Regions from separate parts of the Homo sapiens genome. Here region 1 is linked to region 2. The links are chromatin loops, found by intact Hi-C in ENCODE. Cell type or tissue: A673. All regions are shown on one strand. Each heading gives the region's core, and the rest is flanking DNA. Links, peaks and the distances in the headings are about the cores only. Region 1 overlaps NETO1 (neuropilin and tolloid like 1). Region 2 holds the start of NETO1 (neuropilin and tolloid like 1).

Evidence for each region. Hi-C counts contacts between places; a loop is a spot of excess contacts. Peaks named below come from ENCODE experiments on the same cell type or tissue, not always from the same donor. Only the 100,000 strongest peaks of a DNase experiment are listed, where the experiment ranks them.
Region 1: a loop joins it to region 2, with 3 times the contacts of the local background. A loop is called at or near these places in 2 of 110 quality-filtered maps.

Annotation. Positions count from the first base shown.
Region 1 is chr18:72,767,333-72,777,779 of GRCh38, reverse strand. All of the region lies in intron 7 of NETO1 (neuropilin and tolloid like 1), which reads left to right. Among named protein-coding and RNA genes, the nearest start is that of MIR548AV, 81 kb to the left of the region's middle. In A673, for the core only: no CTCF peak of the experiment used is centred there; a DNase peak (open chromatin) is centred at 8,949; H3K27ac peaks cover 1,106 bases.
Region 2 is chr18:72,861,702-72,872,148 of GRCh38, reverse strand. NETO1 (neuropilin and tolloid like 1) reads left to right here and starts at 4,162. Exons shown (of 11, transcript NM_138966.5): 1 at 4,162-4,885; 2 at 6,908-6,961; 3 at 7,204-7,341. The coding sequence starts at 4,858. It overlaps NETO1-DT (NETO1 divergent transcript), which reads right to left and starts at 3,761. Exons shown (of 2, transcript NR_134648.1): 1 at 3,687-3,761. In A673, for the core only: no CTCF peak of the experiment used is centred there; no DNase peak of the experiment used is centred there; H3K4me3 peaks cover 2,516 bases; H3K27ac peaks cover 1,182 bases; H3K27me3 peaks cover 3,703 bases.

The DNA of each region.
Region 1 (10,447 bases), core at 1,460-9,459, 95 kb after region 2:
AGATAAAATTCTTATTTATTTGTTTGTTTGTTTATTTGAGATGGAGTCTCGTTCTGTCCCCCAGGCTGGAGTGCAGTGGCGCAATCTCAGCTCACTGCGAGCTCCGCCTCCCGGGTTCACGCCATTCTCCTGCCTCAGCCTCTGAAGTAGCTGGGACTACAGGCACCCGCCACCACGCCCTGCTAATTTTTTTTGTATTTTTTAGTGGAGACGGGGTTTCAACGTGTTAGCCAGGACGGTCTTGGTCTCCTGACCTCGTGATCCAACCCCTCGGCATCCCAAAGTGCTGGGATTACAGGCATGAGCCACCGCGCCCGGCCTTTTTTGTTTTTTTTTTGTTGTTGTTTTGTTTTTTTTTTTCAGATGGAGTTTCGCTCTTCTTGCCCAGGCTGGAGTGCAGTGGTGCGATCTCAGCTCCCTGCAACCTCCCCCCTCCCGGGTTCAAGCTATTCTCCTGCCTCAGCCTCCCAAGTAGCTGAGATTTCAGGCATACACCACTACACCAGGCTAATTTTTTTGTATTTAGTAGAGACTGGGTTTCACCATGTTGGTCAGGCTGGTTGCTTACTCTGGACCTCAGGTGATCCACATGCCTCGGCCTCCCAGTGTGCTGGGATTACAGGCATGAGCCACTGTGCCTGGCCAAGAAAATGATTCTTGAGCCTCAAGGTTTTGGGCTTGCTGGGGACCTGCTGCTTCTTTCTTATGTCTCCCTGTTGGACTGGGCATGACTGTCCTATGCCTGTCCCATCGTTTATTTTGTAAGGTTCATAACATTTTCATTCACAGATTTACAGCGTAAGAACGATTTGCCTCAGAATGTATAAGGAGCCTCACTCATACCTGCTTTAGATGAGATTTTGGACTTAGAGTTTTAAATTGACACTGAAACAAGTTAAGACTTTTAGGGCTATTGGGATAAAATGAATATATTTTGTGTGTGAGAAGGTCAAGGATTTGGGGGAAGAAGTTAGCGTTAGGGTTAGTCTGAAGGGTTATGTCACCTCAAAATATATATGGTGAGATCTGCACCTACCGAAGGTGATGATGTTAGGAGTTTAGACCTTTGGGAAATGATTACATTATGGAGCAGAGCCCTCATAAGTGAGATGAGTGCCCTTATGAAAGAGGCCCAAGAGAAACCCTTCACCTCTTCTGCCATGTGAGAGTTCAAGATAGTTTTCCATGAGGAAGCAAACCCTCACCAGACTCCACATCTGATGGTGCCTTAATCATGAACTTCCCAGTCTCCAAAACAGTGAGAAGTAAATTTCTGTTGGTCATAAGCTGCTCCCTTTATGGCATTTTTAGAGCAGCGCAAATGGACTAAGAGCATGCCATGGTTTGGTTTCTTTGTCTCCACCAATACTCCTGTTGAAATTTGATCCCCAGTGTGGTAGTATTGAGAGGGGTAACCTTGTGGGATGTATTTAGGTGATGGGGACAAATACCTAACGGCTTGATGTTGTTCTGGTAATGAGTGAGTTCTCACTCTCAAAAGACTGAATTTATCTGCTCAGGAATGGATTAGTTTCTACGATATGGGTTATGATAGAGCCAGGACGTCCCTCAGGTTTTTCAGCTCCTGTTTGCACATAGCCACTTCCCCTTGGAAACTCTCCACTGTGTTGCAACAAAGCATGAGATCCCTCGCCCAAAGCCAGGGCCATGCCCTTGAACTTCTCAGCCTGTAGAACTCTGAGCTACATACGTCTTTTTTTATTTTTTGTTTTTTTGGGAAATAAACTACCCCAGTATGCCTTTATAGCAACAGAAATTGAAACAAGACAGAGCATATTTGATAATATCCTAATATCTCTAAAAATTGCTTGTGATAGGACCATAGGATATTTTTAGGGGTTAGAAGAGAGTTTAGAGAGCGTCTATTTCAATTTTTCACATTTTCTGAATTCAAACAGAAAAAAAAAGGGTTCATTGAAGTTAATTGACTTTCCCCACACATACTTAACCCCATGCTTAATGATTTGTTAACAGAACTGAGGCAAGAATTAAAGACCTGACTCCTAATCCATGATTTCTCTTGTGAATATCTTTACTACTTTTGAGGCACTTCTGAGACAGAGCTCGAATGCTCTAAAGAGGATGATGATGATAATGATTATGAAAATAGATAACAGTTATTCTCATATGTCAGCATTGTTTTGAGTGATTACAGACTGAATTTTGATTCTTCTGTCCTATCCACTGCATTTTATGCCTACATACTGTGCTTTCACACCATAATCATATAGCATGCCACGTTCACATGGCTCTCAAGTATTAAGACAAAAGTACACTATAACGAGAGGTTTCTATTCTGAAACATGCTATTTTGGGGACTATATGAATGCATTTTTAGCCATCATATTTTTACATTTGTATCTGAATAAATTATAGGAAAAGGAAATAATGAGTGTATAAAGGAGGTATGAAGTTCTTACTAAAAAATTCAGCAGACGTTTAACTTGCAAGTGCACATTAGAAGCATTTTATAAAGCTTGTGTTAAATGCCAATATTTCTAACAAAATTTATCTAATGCCAGTAAAGGGGAGAGCATAAGGGCACTGAAAAGGGTAAGTATTTACTTGCTACTAGGCTTGAGAAGTACCACCTCTGCAGCTTGCTCCCATAGGTATAATACTGCTGCCTCGACCGACTTTGCTAACTCTTCACCTCTGCCTCTTTCAGTGTTGTCAAAGATTGCTGCCCTGATTTATGGCATCACAAGGCTGTTGGTTGCCCAGCTAAACTTCATTTTTTTGCTTCAGAAAAATAATATACAGACTTCATCCTATAAAGCAATTTTGAAACCCAGGGACAAGACAAAGAAAATCAATATTATCACCTAAAGAGAACTCTCTTCTTGACTAGATGGTAGGCTTAGTAATAAGCTAAATGGCACTTTGCATTTGAATCACACAAAATGTTTAGTCTACAATTTACCCGGTGGAGAAGAGCACATGCATGAGTAATCCAAAAAAGAAGACAAAACATTTAAGTATTATCTTTAGCATATATTCTTTAAGAAAGAGTATTTGTTTAACATTTAAATGTATTTTGAGGCTAACAGTAAAAACAATTAATTAATCAGTAATTAATTTAGTTTCATAGATGAAGAAGCCACAAATACCAAGAAACATATTTGCGATAAAGAATTCATCCAATTTGAGATATGCCATACATTGGATAATTCTTACATTGATTATTAGAAGTGTGCCGTATTTTACTTTATGGACTCAATTTAAGATTTCTTATATTATTATAGCTTTATACTTTGGCATCTTTTTTGAAAATTTATTGACTCTAAAGAATTACTAATTTTAAAGGAATGATTATATTTAGAATAATTTTAATTTTGAATACACATAGATAATTCATAACCAATTATGATAGGACTGTGTATTTGAATAACTGCCCAATATGAATAAACAGAGACCTTCGTGGAATATGCCCATTCAAATAAATCACCTGCTAAGTTTTCTGAGCCAATCTTATTCTTTGTTTAGAATATGAATTTGCAGTAACTGGAATGGATGAATGAGTTATAACTAGTTTTGATTTCTGAAGTTCTGCATTTAGCTGCTCTTCTGCTCTTCTTTACAACTTTTGCACCATAAAATATGAATCACTTAATATTTGATTGATGAATAGCATATTTCTGTTAAAAACAGACATATAAAATAGAAGAGGAAAAAACAAATTGTCCACATTATGGTCGTATGGAATTTATTTACAATAATTTGCTAAAATGAGATAATGCATTTAGTTTTATGTTAACTCGTGACAAAAGACTATCAAGTCTTTTGTCTATATTATTATAAATAAATAATTAGATTTATTTGTAATAAAGAAATATACATACAGTAACATTTAAGTTCCAAAAACTGAGTTGAAATACTCTGTGGAAGGCAGATTCTGAGATGAACCAAGACATTCTCACCTTGTATTAGTTTGTTCTCACGCTGCTAGGAAGAAATACTCAAGACTGGGTAATTTATCAAGAAAAGAGGTTAAATTGACTCACAGCTACACATAGCTGGAGAGGCCTCAGAAAACTCACAATCATGGCGGAAGGCACCTCTTCACAGGGCAGCAGGAGAGAGAATGCATGCCAGTAGAATAATTGTGAGACGCCTATAAAACCATCAGATCTCCTGAGAACTCACTCACTATCGTGAGAACAGGATGGGGGAAACTGACCCCATGATTCATTTACCTCCACCTGTTCCTGCGCTTGACACCTGGGGATTATTACAATTCAAAGTGGGATTTGGGTAGGGACACAGAGCCATACAATATCACAACTCTTGGTGTAGAACGCTTATGTAATCCCCTCCTCTTGAGACAGTCAGAACTTGTGAATAGCCTGGGATATCATTTGGTTATTAACTTACATTCTTTCTCTGTGAAAACTTATTTTGCAGATGTATATAAAGGCTCTTAAAGCTTGATTGACTTTGATTTAATCAAAAGAAGGGGGATTATCTTGGGTTGACCTGACCTAATCAGGTGAGCTCTCTAAAATTGAAGAACTTGAGAGAAAAATGCCCAAGCTTCCTTGGACAGGTGGTTAGTAGAAATCTGGATTTGGAGAACTACAGGTGATGACTCAGATGCAAGTGAGGAGGAATATGTTATTAGGAACTGGGAGAGGGGGGAATCCCTGTTTTGTAATAGCAGAAAGCCTAGCACAATTGTGTTCTGCAGGTAGGTGGGAAACAGAATTAGTAAGTTACTAATATAGGCTAAATATAGGCTATGTAGCTAAGTAAATTACTGAGCTAAATGTTATAGGTGTAGGCTAATTTCCTCAGCAGAAATACTGTGAACTTGGACAGGAAGAGACAGAGTACCAGAAATACTGGAATGCCAGAATTCTCACAGCATGATCAATCTGATGAAACTGATATATATATATATATATATATATATATATATATATATATATATATAGAGAGAGAGAGAGAGAGAGAGAGAGAGAGAGAACTATATAGAGATCTGTATATATATATATATATAGATATATATAGAGAGATGTGTGTGTGTACATGATACACACACGTGTATATCATATATATATGCCACCTTCCATGAGAAAGAAAGGCTGTCTCAGAGAACAGAACCAAGGGCAACAGAGTAGTCAAGAAGAATTTGAGTTTACCCTGATGGACTTCAGAACTGTTATGAATTCATTACTCCTGTTTATTCTCCATTCTTCCTTTTTTGGACTAGAATTCTATGCCTCTCCCACCACTGTGTTGGGAATGTTGGAGCCAGACAGCTTGTCTCTAGTTTCATGAACCCATACACGGAGAGAAACTGTACCCCCAGGGTCTGCACCAGATTTAGATGATTCAAACAAGGAGACTCTGGACTTTGAACCGATGAGACTTAGATGAGATTTGAACTTTATGTCATGGGGTCATGGGGTTATACTCTTGGGATCTTTATAATCACAGTCCCCAATCAGTTCACTTTGAGTTAAACAGGAAACTATCCTAGTGGGTCTGAGCCAGCTAAATAAAGATCTAATGGTTAGAGATGAAAGAAATCAGAGATTTTTAACTGTAGTGAACACTCCACCTGGCCATAAAGAAGCAGCCTGCCATATTATACAGAGAACTACGTGGTGGGGAATTTTGAGCAATCTTTAGAAGCTGAGAATGTCCTCAGGTTGCCAGTCAGCATGAAAGTGGGGACCTCAGTTCTACTATTCCAGCATACTGAAACATTCCAACAACTTGAACAAACTTAGAAGAGGCCTCCACATTTTTCATGAGAACCCAATCCAGACAGACTCTTGATTTTAGCCTTCAGAGACCCAAAGGAAAGAACCCAATTGAGCCCTGCCTGGACTTCTGACATACAGAACTGTGAGATCATAAAAAGATATTGTTTTAAGCTGGTGGGTAAATTTGTGATAATTTGTGACTCAGCAGTAGAAAATAATGCATAGTATTCCTATTGCAATGATGTGGGTTTTTTCAATGTAATGGATGATCCAAATATCAATTTTAACATATTACTTAAAAACATTTTTAATATATTGCTATTTATTAATATAGTACTAGTCCTACTTTCGGTAGTTCAGGAGATGGGGCAAGATATACTGTAATTGTAGGAAACAATCACTCCAGCATCAGATTGACACTAAAAGTTGAGATTCCACTAGCCTAATCATTAATAACTTTTCATTTTGATACATATTTATATTCCTCCTTTCATTCTTTTATTCCTTCATTAAACTTTCCAGGCATGGATGGCTCGAAGATGAATATGATGGTTGCTTCTCTGAAGGCACCGCACTTCCACACTAACTCAGATTCAACTCAAGTGTGTGACTCACTTCAGATGTTCATTTATATCTGGTATTCTGTGCCACACTCCCACCACATACTCCCTCATTTATTTTAGTAAATTACCCACGGAAGGTTGTACTCTAAGAAGCCTAATTCTCTTTGTGTGTAGTTTTTCTCTGCAGCGTTTGTTTACGTTAGCTGGATATTTGCTCTACTGACACAGTGATTGATTTTATTTCACTGTTCAGTTTTATTATCTTTTCCTGTCTAGAACAAGATATAGCCTGCCATCTGCCTTTTGTTCACATAATTTTCATTCTGTCTTGGATAATGCAAATTCTTAATTTTGTAATAACTAAGTAAAATTGTCATATAATCTCAGTAACTAAATTTAATGGATCCTAAGGGAAAAAATTATAAATTATAACTCAATAACCCTCTGAGATTAAACACCAAAATATCTTCAAAATAATCAACTTACTTTAATCCTTTTTAACTTCTTTCAGATTTAAATGGGATGAGTTTAAATAACTTTGTTAGTTATGGAAAAATAAATTAACACATTTTCCAATTTAGAGTTATTTTAAAGAATCAAAGAGAAGAGGGAGTTAAAAATGTAAATCCTCTCTCTTAATATTTCACAACACTGTTTAGTTTTTCCTCTAGAATAAGCAAGGCCAAACACAATTTACAAGTTTGGTGTAAATACTAAGATCAAAAGACATTCTATTCACTATATATTTCACCACGAAAAGAAAATGTTATGTACTGGAGAAAGCAGTGTTACCAACCGTAACTTAGGCCAAAGTGTAAATTGAAGTCTTACTATAAATCTTAATGCCGCCACCTTGTGAATTGCCATGATTGATGTATCTTAAAAGGATTAAGACCACTTTACTAATATAGGAAATATTTATTTATGTATGTCATATAGTAGCATAAATACCAGATGGTGCAGATTTAAATATAAACAATACACAACATATGCTGAGAAAATTGCTGAATGTGTGTTAAATATTGGCAGGTCTTCCTAAAATATACATAAAGCACACTATTGATAAGAAAAAAATCACCATATTCAAATATACATACATTTCAAATAGTTATTAATACAGAAACATCATAATCAAAATAAATATGGAAAAGTTGACCTGGAGAATAATTGGTAAGACAACAGCAGGCAACAGGTACATATTTGTATCTTATAAAAAATAATGATTATATTCAAAAATAAGAAAAAGATAAGCATTCTAATAGAAAATGGGGCCAAAATGTGCATAATTAATTCATAAGAGAAGCATAAATACCCTGTAAGCATAAGAAGCAAACATGTAAACATATTAGTAAACAAATACATAAATTTATAATTTAATGAGTCATTTTCATCTATCAAAATGTTAAAAATATGAAATAATGTTGGAGATGGAATCTTGAAATAAAAGCATATGCACTGCTTATAGGAAACAAAATATTTCCTGAAGGACAATTTAGCAGTATATATAAAAATTCCAAAATAGGGAACAAAGATAGAATATCACCTCTGAATCAGAAATACTACCTCTAGGAATATATACTGCTGATGAGTCCATATTTATAAGCATGGAAAAATGCTTAAGTAGATTGGTTAAATGGTTCTGGGAATGTACATATACTCTTTATTAAGATGATGTGGTAGATTGATACTGATATTTTACTGTGTTAAGAAACAAGAGGTTAGAAGCAAGTAGCGAACACGTGTACATTACATTTATACTCTTGTAACTACATGGGATAAACATTTAATACATGTCATCTATTATATATGTAATACATATATGTAAAAGACAATGGGATGAAGATATTAATGGTTATATTTGGGTGACGATATTTTTGCCTGTATTTTCTAATTTTTCTAAAATAAATATGTACTGGTTTGGTAAACACTTTTTTACAAAGCAACAAATAGGAATTTCTGAAAAGATGTATTAAGTCTAGGAAAGCAAGAGTATGTACATTATTTTCTATGTTGGGTTAATTGACTCATCTATAATATCAGAAAAGAACCCATCAGTAGAGTTTTAATACAGTTTTCGAGGATATCACATTGCCATATACTGACATGTTGTTTTCAGACTAAATAATAACTCTGCTCTGTAATAGAATTTCTCCACCATTTATCTTCCGAGAGACATTCAACTGATGACTGACTTACTGCATGACAGATCCTGACGGTAAGCCCACCAGATACAGTATTGGCCTTTCTCTCCCCTTGATATGAGTGCGTACACCCTTGAATTCACTTTGGTAACTTAAAGACAGATAATAATTAGAAAAAAAATGTAGCCTTGGATTCATTCCAGGACTAATTATGACACGAGTTGTCAGGGTATCCTGGCTGGAAACTGCCACTCTCCATCAGCAGTCTCATCTTAACTTTTCTCATCACTGCCCTCTCCTGTCCCTGCTTGCCGCGCTGTACAGCGACGGCCACTTTGGCAGAAGGCTGGTTAGTCAAAGTCAGATTGCCTGAGAAATCTGCTACTTGGCATTTAGTTTCCCATTGCTGCTGTAGCAAATTAGCATATGTTTAGAAGCATCAGATAACACAACTTTATTATCTTACACTTCTGGAGTGCGGATTCCTAAAACAGGTTTTACTGGGCTGAGACCAGGGTGTCAGCAAGGCTGCTGCCCCATAAGAGGCTCCAGTGTAGAGTACATTTCCTTCCTTTTCCCGTTTCTAGAGCAGTATTTCTTGGCTCATAGCCCTTCTACTTTGTCAGAGCCACCAGAGTAGCATCTTTGTGTGCCTTTGTGATTTGCTGTTACATCACCTCTGTGCCTTCAGTCTCCATCTCTCTTTACTTGTTATTGCATTGGGCTTAACTGGATAATCCCGAATAATTCTTCATTTTGAAATCTTTATTCACACCTGCGAAATCCCTTTTTCCATATAAAGTAACATTCACAGGATGTGGGACTAAGATGTGGACAACTTGGAGAGCCATTATTTATTTGACCACAGTAGAATTTGTATTTCTGTGTTGTTTTTGCTTGTTTGTATTAAGCTGATGGGGTCTTTGACTGAAATTCTGAAAGCAATTATTAAGTTGACTTTAAGGCCAAAGGTATACAATGTCAACTGATAAAGATACATCTTAACACAAGTCTGCCTTCACACCTTGCTATTGAATAAGTGTTCTTTTATATAAAGAATTTATTTTTAATTTAAATATTTTATTACTGTAGAAAAAAATAAAAAAGTTAATCTGTCCTAAAGATTTAAATATGACTTTGGGCAAGTATAGATGTGTTTGAAATTTTAAAATAAAAGATAAACGTTTTTAGAACCAGAATCACAAAGTAGCCATTTCAGAAAATTGTTTTGCTTTTGAAAAAGATCTGAAATGGAATTACAATGTGTAAGAGCACATGTTCAGTGTCAGCCAGTTCTTCCACTTTCTTACGTGTGATGCCTGGACTTTAATCTTCAATTTCCTTTCTGTAAAACAGAGAAAACATCACAGGGCAACTGAAAGTTTTAAATGTATGTCTGGAACGTAGCAAATGGTCAGCAGAAGGTGGCTAGTATTGTATCCGTTAGTGAGATAACAACATACTGAAACTTGGGTAGTTAACACTTTCAAATACAGTGAGGCTATTGAGCAAAGGAAAATGAAATAAAATTGTATAATCTACCAGAAGCCAACCAACCCTCCTTTCCTCCCTCATTTCTTTCCTTCCTTCCTTCCTTCCTCTTACCTCCCTTCCTTCCTGTTTTTTTTAAAGCTTTTGATTGAGTTTGATGGCACCATAAAGAAAACAACTGTCAAAAGTATTCTAATATTTGAAATGAATTATCGATGGACTTTTATTACTGATATGGTTACTTAAACCATTGAAGAAGTATTATGTGTACAGACATGTAGTTTGATGAAATACTTAAAATTTAAAGTTAATTTTCTTAAGTAATTTGACCAAAACAAGTATCTTAAGTAATTTTGCTTCTTTGCCTATTCATTGAGTTACTGAGAAAATATTGCAGAACTTTCCATCGAACCATTTAGAATAATTTTTTTAAATAAAGTGTGTGGGTCTGCAAGGAATCACTTGGACAAGAATAAAGGCAGGAAATTTCCTGTAATTTTTAGTAGAATCATTGGGAATA
Region 2 (10,447 bases), core at 1,084-9,083:
GATTTTGACAGGTCTTCTATTTCGTGGAGACTTTCTACTGCGTTAGGATACTCCTATAGATTTTTTGAAGAGAGCTTCTTCAATATTGCTTAAAACCAGCTTCATGTTAGACTATTTCAGAGAATTTTCAAAAAACATTCCTATATTTACCAGCAAATTACTTGTTTTTGAGAAACTAGTATTATGACATATATTGTTAAATGCAAAAACCTTTACACTTCACAACCATGTAAATAAATTATGTAAAAATCAGAAAATATTATTGTAATATGGATGTGTCATTAGCACTATTACATTTGAGTTATTTTTTGTAGCATCACCTCTTTTACTGATAGACAACTTTTAAGATGATGCCAGTACTGGAGATTAATTAACAAAGGAGCCCTGGTAGAACTGTAGCTTTATTTTTTCCTATAGAGAAGTACATGTATGTAGACAAATACTATGTGCATTTGAATTAGAAGGGCTTGTACCCTACGCCAATTCTTTTTAGGATTTTGGAAGTCCATATGATCTTTCATTGTTAGGAAGCTGCAAGCTGAGAAATAAAACCAACTTACTAATGACACCTTCATTGGGTTCAAGTGGCTTTAATTCTGCACCATCTTCTATAGTAGTCACTATTTCAATGCTAACCTTGGGGAACTGCGACAAAGCACCATCTTCCAGGATGGCACACTCAACTCACAAAAGCTATCAGTTTATATGCTCTTCCTTTCAAAATAACGACATCATCTTGTAATTTGACCATATGTTTGCGCAACCTTTTCTGGGAGAAACTGAACTTTTCCCATATGTTGTTTTTTCTCAGAAAGAAAAATCTTATGGGTCCCTATTAGGGAGGTAGCATTACTCAGCAAGTGTGGATTCTGGAACTCAAAAATGAGAAGGCAGCTTGCCAAGTAAACAGGATGTAGTGGATGGTGAAAAGCGTGTATGGGTGTGTATGAAGAAAAATGAATGGAATTGTCAATAACAATGCTACACTTGCAGCCTGGAAAGAGTAGGAGAGTGCAGCGCGGGCCTCAGCATCTGTGTTGGCCCAGTCTCTTGGTTGATTATCAGAGCACCTGAGCTAGCCAGGCCTCTGTCCTGTCCTAGGTCCAGAACGTGCACACTCACTCCCTCAGCACTGAGGTTTCAGCAAAATTTAATGCCTCAGCCCCACGCATTGCCCGAGAAAGCACTGGGCATTAAAGATCAGCGGGAGGCCACAGGATCACTTTTGGCCAGGAGTCTGAGAACAGCATGGGTAACATGGCTAGACCCCCTCTCTAAAAAATATAAAAAATAAAAGAATTAGCCAGGCATGATGGCCTGTGCCTGTAGTCCCAGTTACTCCAGAGGCTGAGGTGGGAAGCTCAGTTGAGCCCAGGAAGTTGGGGCTGCAGCAAGCTGTGATCCAGTCACTGCGCTCCAGCCTTTAATTCATTAAAAAAAGAAAAAAAATGGAGACCACTGTTTATGCAAGATATTTGATTTCAAATACAGGCGTGGACAAAAGGTTAGGACCCTTTCACCTTCCTTATGAGTTCCTTCCTAATTTCCTGTGTCCCATAAAAGGACTACTTGTTTAGCAACGTAGCCCCTTCCTTGGCAGGTTACAAAATCCCAGTGTCCTGGGAAACTGTTCTGGGCAAAGAGGACAGAAGAGGGCAGGTGAATGAGAGCATTTATGGTAAAACCAAGTTTTCTCTGCCTTCAAACTGTGATTGAGAAATGCAGTAACTTTCTACAAATAATTTTAAATGTTGCCACTTTCTTTGTAGAACTGTGTCATCTTCACGAATAACGCATATTTTGGATGTAAAGAAAGTGCCATCCAACCATAAGAAAGATTCCAACATTCAACTGTCAACTCTTGCGACTGGTCCTTTTGCAAGACCTCCACCCTCTCCTCTATAGATGACCCGGATCCCCAAAAGCGTTTTCCAAGCATTCTGTCATCTGCATATCCCTCTGTTGAGCAGCCTCACTGATCTTTGAACTCTTTTGCTTCCTTAAGGCTGGAGAATTTCTTCCTCAACTCCACGACGAACATTGCCCACCACCTCCCACCCCGCGCTGGCACGAGCACCTCACGTGGGTCACAGGACTCCCGCGGGACCTTCTGCGTGTTTCCCCTTGATCTTTTTACAAGTAGGTGCGTGGGCGGATACTCACCAATCTCCCTTCATCCGCTCACCTCTCTCCCTTTGCTCAAGCTTGCAGCTCCTCTCACAGGCCTCCAGCTCTGCTGGACTTGGCGTATTCAGAGGCGCGCAGCCTCTCTGTCCTCTTCCCTCTCCCCCATTTCTTCTGTCCTCCGCCTTCTCGTCTCCCTACTCTCTTCTGTCCCCTCATTCTCTCTCCTGCCTCTCTTTTCTCTCCCCGCTCCTCTTTTCCCTTTCTTCTCTCTCTCCTTTCTCTCTCTCTTACCCTGTCCATGTCTTCCCCCTTCTCTCAGCTTTCTCTCTTTAGGTCTCCATCTCGCTCTACTCCCGGGTTGACCCATGACCCAACTTTCATTACACGGATGCACAACACGCGCGCGCGTATATGCGCGCGCACACACAAACACACCATCCCCTTTGCTCGGTCACTTTACCCCACCCTGGAAATCGAGGAACCAGCACTTTGGTGTGGTGGTAGGAGGCTTGGGGGCGCGTGTGAGACTCTGAATCCCTTCCAGACTTGGGGGTCACCTCATCGTCCCTCATCCCAACTTACTGGCAGGAGACCTCCACCCACTCACAGCCGCTGCGCTAGGCGTGGGCAGGACTGCGACGAGCACCCAACGCCCCGCGCAGCCCCGCGCGCACGTGGGCGCCCCAGCAGCAGGTGCCGGGAAGCGGAGGCCGGGCCAGAGCCGGGAGGCAGCCCCCCGGCCTCGAGCGCTCGCCAGACTCTTCTCATGGCCCTTTCTCCTTTCCTCGGCCTTTCGGGGCCACCCTAGTCTTCACAGCTCAGCGTCTGCTGCTGACCCCCCGCCCCCCGGCGACCCCGCCATTGCCATTAGCTCTTCCTACCCCGGCTTCTTCGCCGCCACAGTCCCCAACCCAAGCCCCAGCCGCGGCGCGGGTGTGGGTGGCCGGACGGGATGGCTTCCGTAGTCCCGGGGTCCGGCGGGCTCGGCTGTGGTCTGCGTGGGTCGCGTCCGCAGAGGCCGAGGGAGGGCGGGACGGAGCCGGGAAAGGGAGGAGGTGCCGTTGCGGCGCCCAGGGAGGGACTCCCTGCACCCCCGCGCGCTCCAGCCCTTCCCGGCGCTGCCTCGCGGTTGCCCTTATTTCGTATTCATTGATTCGCATTTTACAAGCCCGGGCTCTTCCGGTGCTGTTTCCCCGCAACTCGTGTCTCCCAGACTTTAACGCGCCGCGCGAGCCTGTAGGAGGAAGTGGCGCGGGGGAACGGGGGTCCGTGTGTGCCTTGGGGTGGTTTTAAATACCTCGAGGTGGGGGGCTCAATTGCAAGAAGCCCGCGTCTTTGCAGGAGTAATTTGGTGGGGGGACTGGACATCAGGCCCAGTGCTCAACCGCGAAACTTTTACGGCCGCCTTTCCCTGGGGCGCGCCCCTGCCGTGTCTCCCAAGCTGAGCGCGGAGTCCGCGGCGAAACCTGCGCCCCAGGGAGGGAGGGAGAGGGGGCGCCCAGTTCCTTTACGCGGATGGAAAAGAAGGGGTGGGAGGCAGAGAGCCCGCAAGGTCTAACCTTTAAAAAGTGAAACACCAAACCCCACAAGGGATTTTCACACGAAGGCCCCTCCCGCTTCCACGCCTTCCGTCCGGCACGAGGATCCGGCTCGGGATTTGCGGCTGCATCCTCTCTCTGCGCCCTGGCGGGCCGAGCCGCGGATCCCAGCCGGGTCCTCACCCCCTCCCCGCCCCTCCCCCAGATCCGCGCGGCTGGGATGTCCTTGCTGCCGCCGCCGCGGCCCCATTCTGCCGCGCACCAGCCCCGGGGCGCCGGCCGCGCGCAGCCTCGCTATCCCACCCAGGCTCCGGGCTTCCAGGAGGGTCGTGGAGCCCCAAGCCATGACTAAGGAGCCCATTTGGTAACTCTGCCCTCTTCCGGCTCCTTTCTCCTCCCTCCCTTCCCCGCCCCCCGGCCCCCCCCCCGGCCGCCCCGCTCCCCTGCACCGCCCTCCAGCCCGCCTCCCAGACGCCCACCCACCCGCTCCTCTTTCCGCAAGATAGCAGAGGTGGCGCGCAGCCCGGCGAGCCGATGACGGACCCCTTCTTCCTGCCTTCAATGCCTCAGCGGAAGATCCCCAAGGGCTGGAGCGAGGAGCGCTGCCGCTGGACATCCTCCCGGGGAGGCTGCTCCGACCTGCTGCGCGGCGCGTCTGAGACTGGGGACTGAGCCACCCCGCCGCCGCCGGCGCCGCCGCCGCCGCCCGCTCCGTCGCTGCCGTCGGTCTGGACTGGCCCCCACCTCGCTGCGCCCTCTCCCCGGCCCCGGCCCCGGCTCGGGGCGTCCCGGGGCTCGCCCTGCGACCGCCGCCTCCCGCGCGCCGCGTCCTCCCGACCCCGCGGCGGCGACGATGCCCGGGAGGAGGGTCCTGACGGCGGCGGCGCGGATGGTGGCGGCCGGCGCCCGGGTGTGATGCGAGCGTCACGGTGGGGATGCTGCTGGCTGCGCGGCGCTGAGGGCCAGCGAGAGCGAGAGCCCGCCCGGGGCGGAGGACGGACTCATCCGGATCTGGCTGCAGCGTGGGCTCGGAGCTCCCCCTTCCTCTCGGTCTCCCTCTCGGCCCCCCTTTATTTCCTTCTTGCTTTGCGTCTTTAACACCTCTCGACCCTGTCCTCCCCCCGCCACTGGAAGTCTTCCCGTCTCTAAATGGAATTAGTGGAGCCCGGAGCCTCTGGTGTAACGCACAGACATGATCCATGGGCGCAGCGTGCTTCACAGTGAGTACCCTCCCCGCCGCGCCCGTGCGCTCCCGGAGCCAGCCCTCCCGCCCCTTTCCCGGGGCCGAACGCGCAGGAAAAGCCTCTGCGCCGCGCTCCGGCGGACCCTGCAGTCCCGCGCGGGTCGGGGCCGACGTAAACTTTCTGTATTGCAGCATCGTGGAACCGGGCGTGGGGGCGGCGCGCGGTCAGCCGTCGCCGGATCCCAAAACCTGCCGGAGAACGGTCTTTCAGTGCGCAGGAACCCCCCGGGGGTGGAGGATAGCGTGCAGTTCAGGGATGGACACGTGCGGCAGAGATTGGCCCAAGCGAGGGCGCAGGTGGAAAGCGGGAGAGCGCGGATGATACCTAGTGGGGCCAGAGGAGTCTTCCTCTTCTAGGGGCTCCCGGAGCTCGGCGGGCCCCTGTTCGCAGTACAGGAGGTAGCAGAAGGCACACCTGAAGCCAGCGCTGGAGGGAAGGGCGAGGGTCAGCTTCCACCCCTTTCCGCCCTGGAGACCGCTGATGTCGCTTTATGGGTGTGTGGTAACGCGGGCAGTGTAGAGGTGGGAAGGAATGAGAGGAAAATAGTATCACGAGTCATCGAGTAAAAGGCAGTATAAGAAAATGTGTGGTGGAAATGTATCATTACTAAGCAAAGATGAGAGTGTTGATCGCGGGCCACGCAGTTGAGAGGGGTTTGCTGCTGAGTTAAACACAGTACGTGGTCTATAATGTGATTTCATCAAAACAGGAAGAGCGGAGTAAACAAATACACATCCTGATGCTGAAGGATGTGCATACCTGTGTGTTCTGGGTGTGAGCAGAATCATGACAAATTAAATTGATTTTTTTTTTCCTGTGGAAACACACAGTAACAACAGCAGCCAGTGCCTTAATTTAAAATGCAAATGAACTGGCTAGAGCATAAAGTAACACACAATTGACAATATTTTAAATATTAATATCAAGACCTAGATACGTTTCTTAGAGTGATGTTTAAGTATAAATGTATAAGCCTGTGGTGAGCTTTAATTCAGGAAATATTTGTGAATTGTTCTCTCCCCCGAATTCATTTTAAGTGAAAATGTGAAAACATAGACCTTTTATGTCGTTGGATGACAAAATGAATAAGAAAAAATAGAAGAAAAATCAAATTATGAAGACTAGCTTACTTACTATTTTGCTAGTGTTTTGTCTTGTAAAAATGTTGATTAGATCAAGAATACGGAAGTAAAACAAGTTTAGATTATAATGGCATTGCAGATTTACTGTTAAGTTACAGATCACAGTCTCTTTGACACTGGAAACCTGACCCAATATAATGCTTTCGGAAATCACGTTTCTCAAATTAATAATCAATTTCTATATATTGATTTGGTATTAAATCAAGTTAAGGTTAGAAGAGATTAATTTCACAGCTTAGAAAGTGCTGAGGGACGGGGTTACTTGGAGGTTCAGAACATTTTTGTAGGCAACATTCCAATAATGGTGCTTAATGCCCACAATCCACATTAATCTGTTTCTTGCTTATTCTCCTCCTCCACAGTCTGTAGGATTTGTCTAAGTATTTATTTTCTAAAATACAGCCACACTGCAGTATGTCAGGAACAGTCATGGAGCTGTTCTCATTGTTTGCCTCTCCTTTTCCTCCTTTTTACCTTCTGGCCCCTCTCTTCATTCAGAGATGCTGGCAGAGCCATTCCCTAAGGGTAGTTTAGATACAGTGTGACTCCTGTAGTCCCACTGTACTGTGTGTGACATGAGTAAATTGACATGTTGCCTTTAGAGTGAATGATGTATTTGCCTTAGGAGTTTGGGTCTCATCCATTCTTAACTTGCATTAGTTCCTTAAGGGAGTCCCAAGGTTTCCTGATTTGTACATTTCAAATTGGTTTTTGCAAGTTCTGAATCGACTTCTAACAGTTAACAATGAAAAAATTAATCTGCTTTGATATTATTTTATCTTGAAATTATGTTATGTTTTTATGGGATTTGATCATTTCAGTGTATTTTATCTCTAATTTTTCTTTTCTGTTTCAGTTGTAGCAAGTTTAATCATCCTCCATTTGTCTGGGGCAACCAAGAAAGGAACAGGTGTGTTTACTTAGAAAAATGCTAGTGGAAGACCTCGAATTATTTTGTATTTTCCTATTTTCCTCCTACTGTTAATATTCCAGAATATCTGAACCTGTTATAATATGTATAATTGATTGGTTTGGCTAAGACAACATTTAAAAATTAATTTACTAATGGATATTATAAGAATGTCCTCTATTTTTAGTACAATAGAAAATTGGATGATGGCTCTTTTTAAAACTTTTTTTTTTTTTTAACAGAAAAGCAAACCACCTCAGAAACACAGAAGTCAGTGCAGTGTGGAACTTGGACAAAACATGCAGAGGGAGGTATCTTTACCTCTCCCAACTATCCCAGCAAGTATCCCCCTGACCGGGAATGCATCTACATCATAGAAGGTAAGGGGAGACAGTGCCAGAGTTAAGAAAGCACTAAGCCAAAACCTTGCCATCTCTGTGCTTTGGATGAAGAATATGCGTATAGGCATTACAAAATTGATCTGGAGATCATGCGCAAAAATATCTCTTGAGTGAATCAATAACTGTAAAATCTGGAATCAGGCTAATTATTGAGATTAACTAGTAGTGGGTTATGAACAAGCAAATTCTGTGCAATAAAAACAGATGAACAACTTAGGAGTTTATTTTGCTGTTGGCTTAATTGATTTAGAGTTCTCATGCAGTAGAATGGACGCATAGTTGGCACAATATTAACTGTGTAAGTGTGAGAAACTAGCATTTTTTTAGCTCAACAATTAGTAGAATAACTTGCATGTTACATTTCTTTAGTATTATAAATTACAAAAATCGTATTAATGTCAAAGATGAATCTATAATCACATTTTCTAAACACCAATCTGAAAGATAGTTACCTTATTTGTGTTAACAAGTGACATCTCATTTTGAAGTCAAGGTCAGGATTGTAAATTATGACCCTTTATTTCATGACTTTTTTCCAACATGAAAGATAAATGGTGTTGGAAAGAGACTTCTCTTTGAACGTTTCCCATTTACACTAACCTTGTAAACACTTTTTTTTTTTGAGACAAAGCGAGAGTCCCCTGAGTTCCAGCGATTCTCCTGCCTCAGCCTCCCGAGTAGCTGGGATCACAGGCATACGCCACCATGCCTGGCTAATTTTTGTATTTTTGGTAGAGACGGCACTTCACGATGTTGGCCAGCTGGTCTCAAACTCATGACCTCAAGTGATCCACCGACTTTGGCCTCCCAGAGTGCTGGGATTACAGGCGTGAACCATGGCTCCCGGCCAACACCTCTCTCTTAAGTACAACGTTTAAAATGTAGAAGCATTTCATCTGGTGATGGAAGTTTTCAGTATTCCAACTGTTAGTACCTAAATAGCCTAAAACCTGGAAGCACCCACCTTCCCCCCACACACACACACAGGCAAGACTGTCTTAATGATAAAGATAGATGCACTTTCTACTACTTATAAATGGGGACACATTTATTTGATAGATTTTTCAAAGAAGCAGGCTTTCTGTTCACCCAATTTTAAGACTCTCTATTTAGAAATGATTTTTTTTTTGGTAATTATTGGGCCAAAGATCTTCCCCCACCCTTACTACTTGAAGTTGAATTTTCAGCAAAGATAAACCACACTGTAAGAAGGCAAAACAATTAGCTATGCTATTAAAAGGATAACACTGAAAACCTAAGGTCTGGCAGTGCAAATTCCTTTTACAACTGATAGAAAAGGTACTCGCTACCTGCCTCATAGGACTTAACAATATTCTCTGGGGACTATGTCCCTTTTTGTAAACAATCTAAAGGGGCCCTAGGATTAGCACAAAGTAGTTGCGACGGGGAAGCCAAAGAGAAGAATACAGGGAAGAAGAGATGCTCACCTTCATTTCTGAAGAATGTCCAGGGAAGGCATTATTCTCTACATAGAGCAGCGTATGCGGAAGTTCAGAGCTATGATATGGTTGGGGACCTTCGTGGCGCATCCTAGGGCTTCTGCAGAATCTGAGGAAAATACAGCAGGAGGCTGAAGAGGGAAGCAGTCTCAAAGAGGTACCTGGTATTCCTTCTGTGCCCACTGGATAAAATCTTGAACATTATGTTGGAGACAATGAGGTGCCATTGAAGTAATTTAACTTGAGGAATAATGTGAGATTTTGATGATGAAGCAACTGAAGGAAAAGAACATAAACTAAGAAACAATTCCAAAAGTCCAAGTAAATCATAATAAATACTTATACTAAAGAAGCGGCATCAGTGATGGAGTACATGAAAGAACTGAGAGGTATTTAAGAAACTGGATCGCCAGACGTGGTGGCTCACACCTGTAATCCCAGCACTTTAGGAGGCCGATGTGGGCGGATCACGAGGTCAGGAGATCGAGACCATCCTGGCCAATATGTTGAAACCCCGTTTCTACTAAAAATACGAAAAATGAGCCAGGCGTGGTGGCGTGCACCTGTAGTCCCAGCTACTCAGGAGGCTGAGGCAGGAGAATGGCGTGAACCCGGGAGGCGGAGCTTGCAGTGAGCCGAGATCGCACCACTGCGCTCCAGCCCGGGTGACAGAGCGAGACTCTGTCTCAAAAAAAAAAAAAAAAGAAAAAAAAAGGATCATGAGTGGCTGGATCAGGGGATCAGAGAATAGGGTATCCTGGGACTGTTCTAATATTTGTTGCTCGATAACTTGTTAGATAGACGGAATTGCCATCCCAGAAAAGAAATATAGACGGGAAAAATTGGTTTAAAGGAAAAATAATGTGTTTAGTTTGTGTTTATGGAGATGCTCCACAAAAAGATTGGATACATGTAGCTCTAGCTCAGTGGAGAGATAGATGTGTGCTGAAAATGTATATATGTACGTCATAAATATAGAGATTGTTGTTGAGATTGTTAGTATGAATAAAATTATCCAAGAGAATATTTGGAGCACTATTTTTCAACTGCTCTTAAAAATGCAGGTGCCTGGGCCTTTCCCCAGGAATTCTGATTTAATTAACCTTAGATAGAGCCCCAGCCACCATTATATTGTAGTAACCTTCCATTGGAATGCCCGTGGCACCCCGGTGTCTTCATCTAAAATGAGAGAACATAAGATGTAGAATAAATTTTCCAGAAAATAACACATAAGAGAGGGACAGAGTATGGGGAAAAAAGTAATGGAATGAGTAGGAGAAGCCAGAGAGTTAGGCAGGAGGGTCAGGTGCGCACGATGCCACAGCAGCCAGAGTGGATGGGGTCTTGAGAAGCAGGGAGTAGTCAAAGTGCCAGTTGTTACAGCAAAGAAAAATAAGTGAAAAACAGAAATGCATCTGTTACATGAAGCAATTAAGAGTTTGTTAGTAACAACGATGAGCACTCCCATTGGCATAGTGGAGATGGGTGGTTTTTTCTCTTTTAAAGGGGCAGATTGCACATATTTAATTCTAAAATGAATATTCTGTAGAGAAAGGTACATTTAAAATAGAAGAGAAAGAGGGATACATAAGTGGTCAGATTTCTAGAGGTATGACCCATTGTGA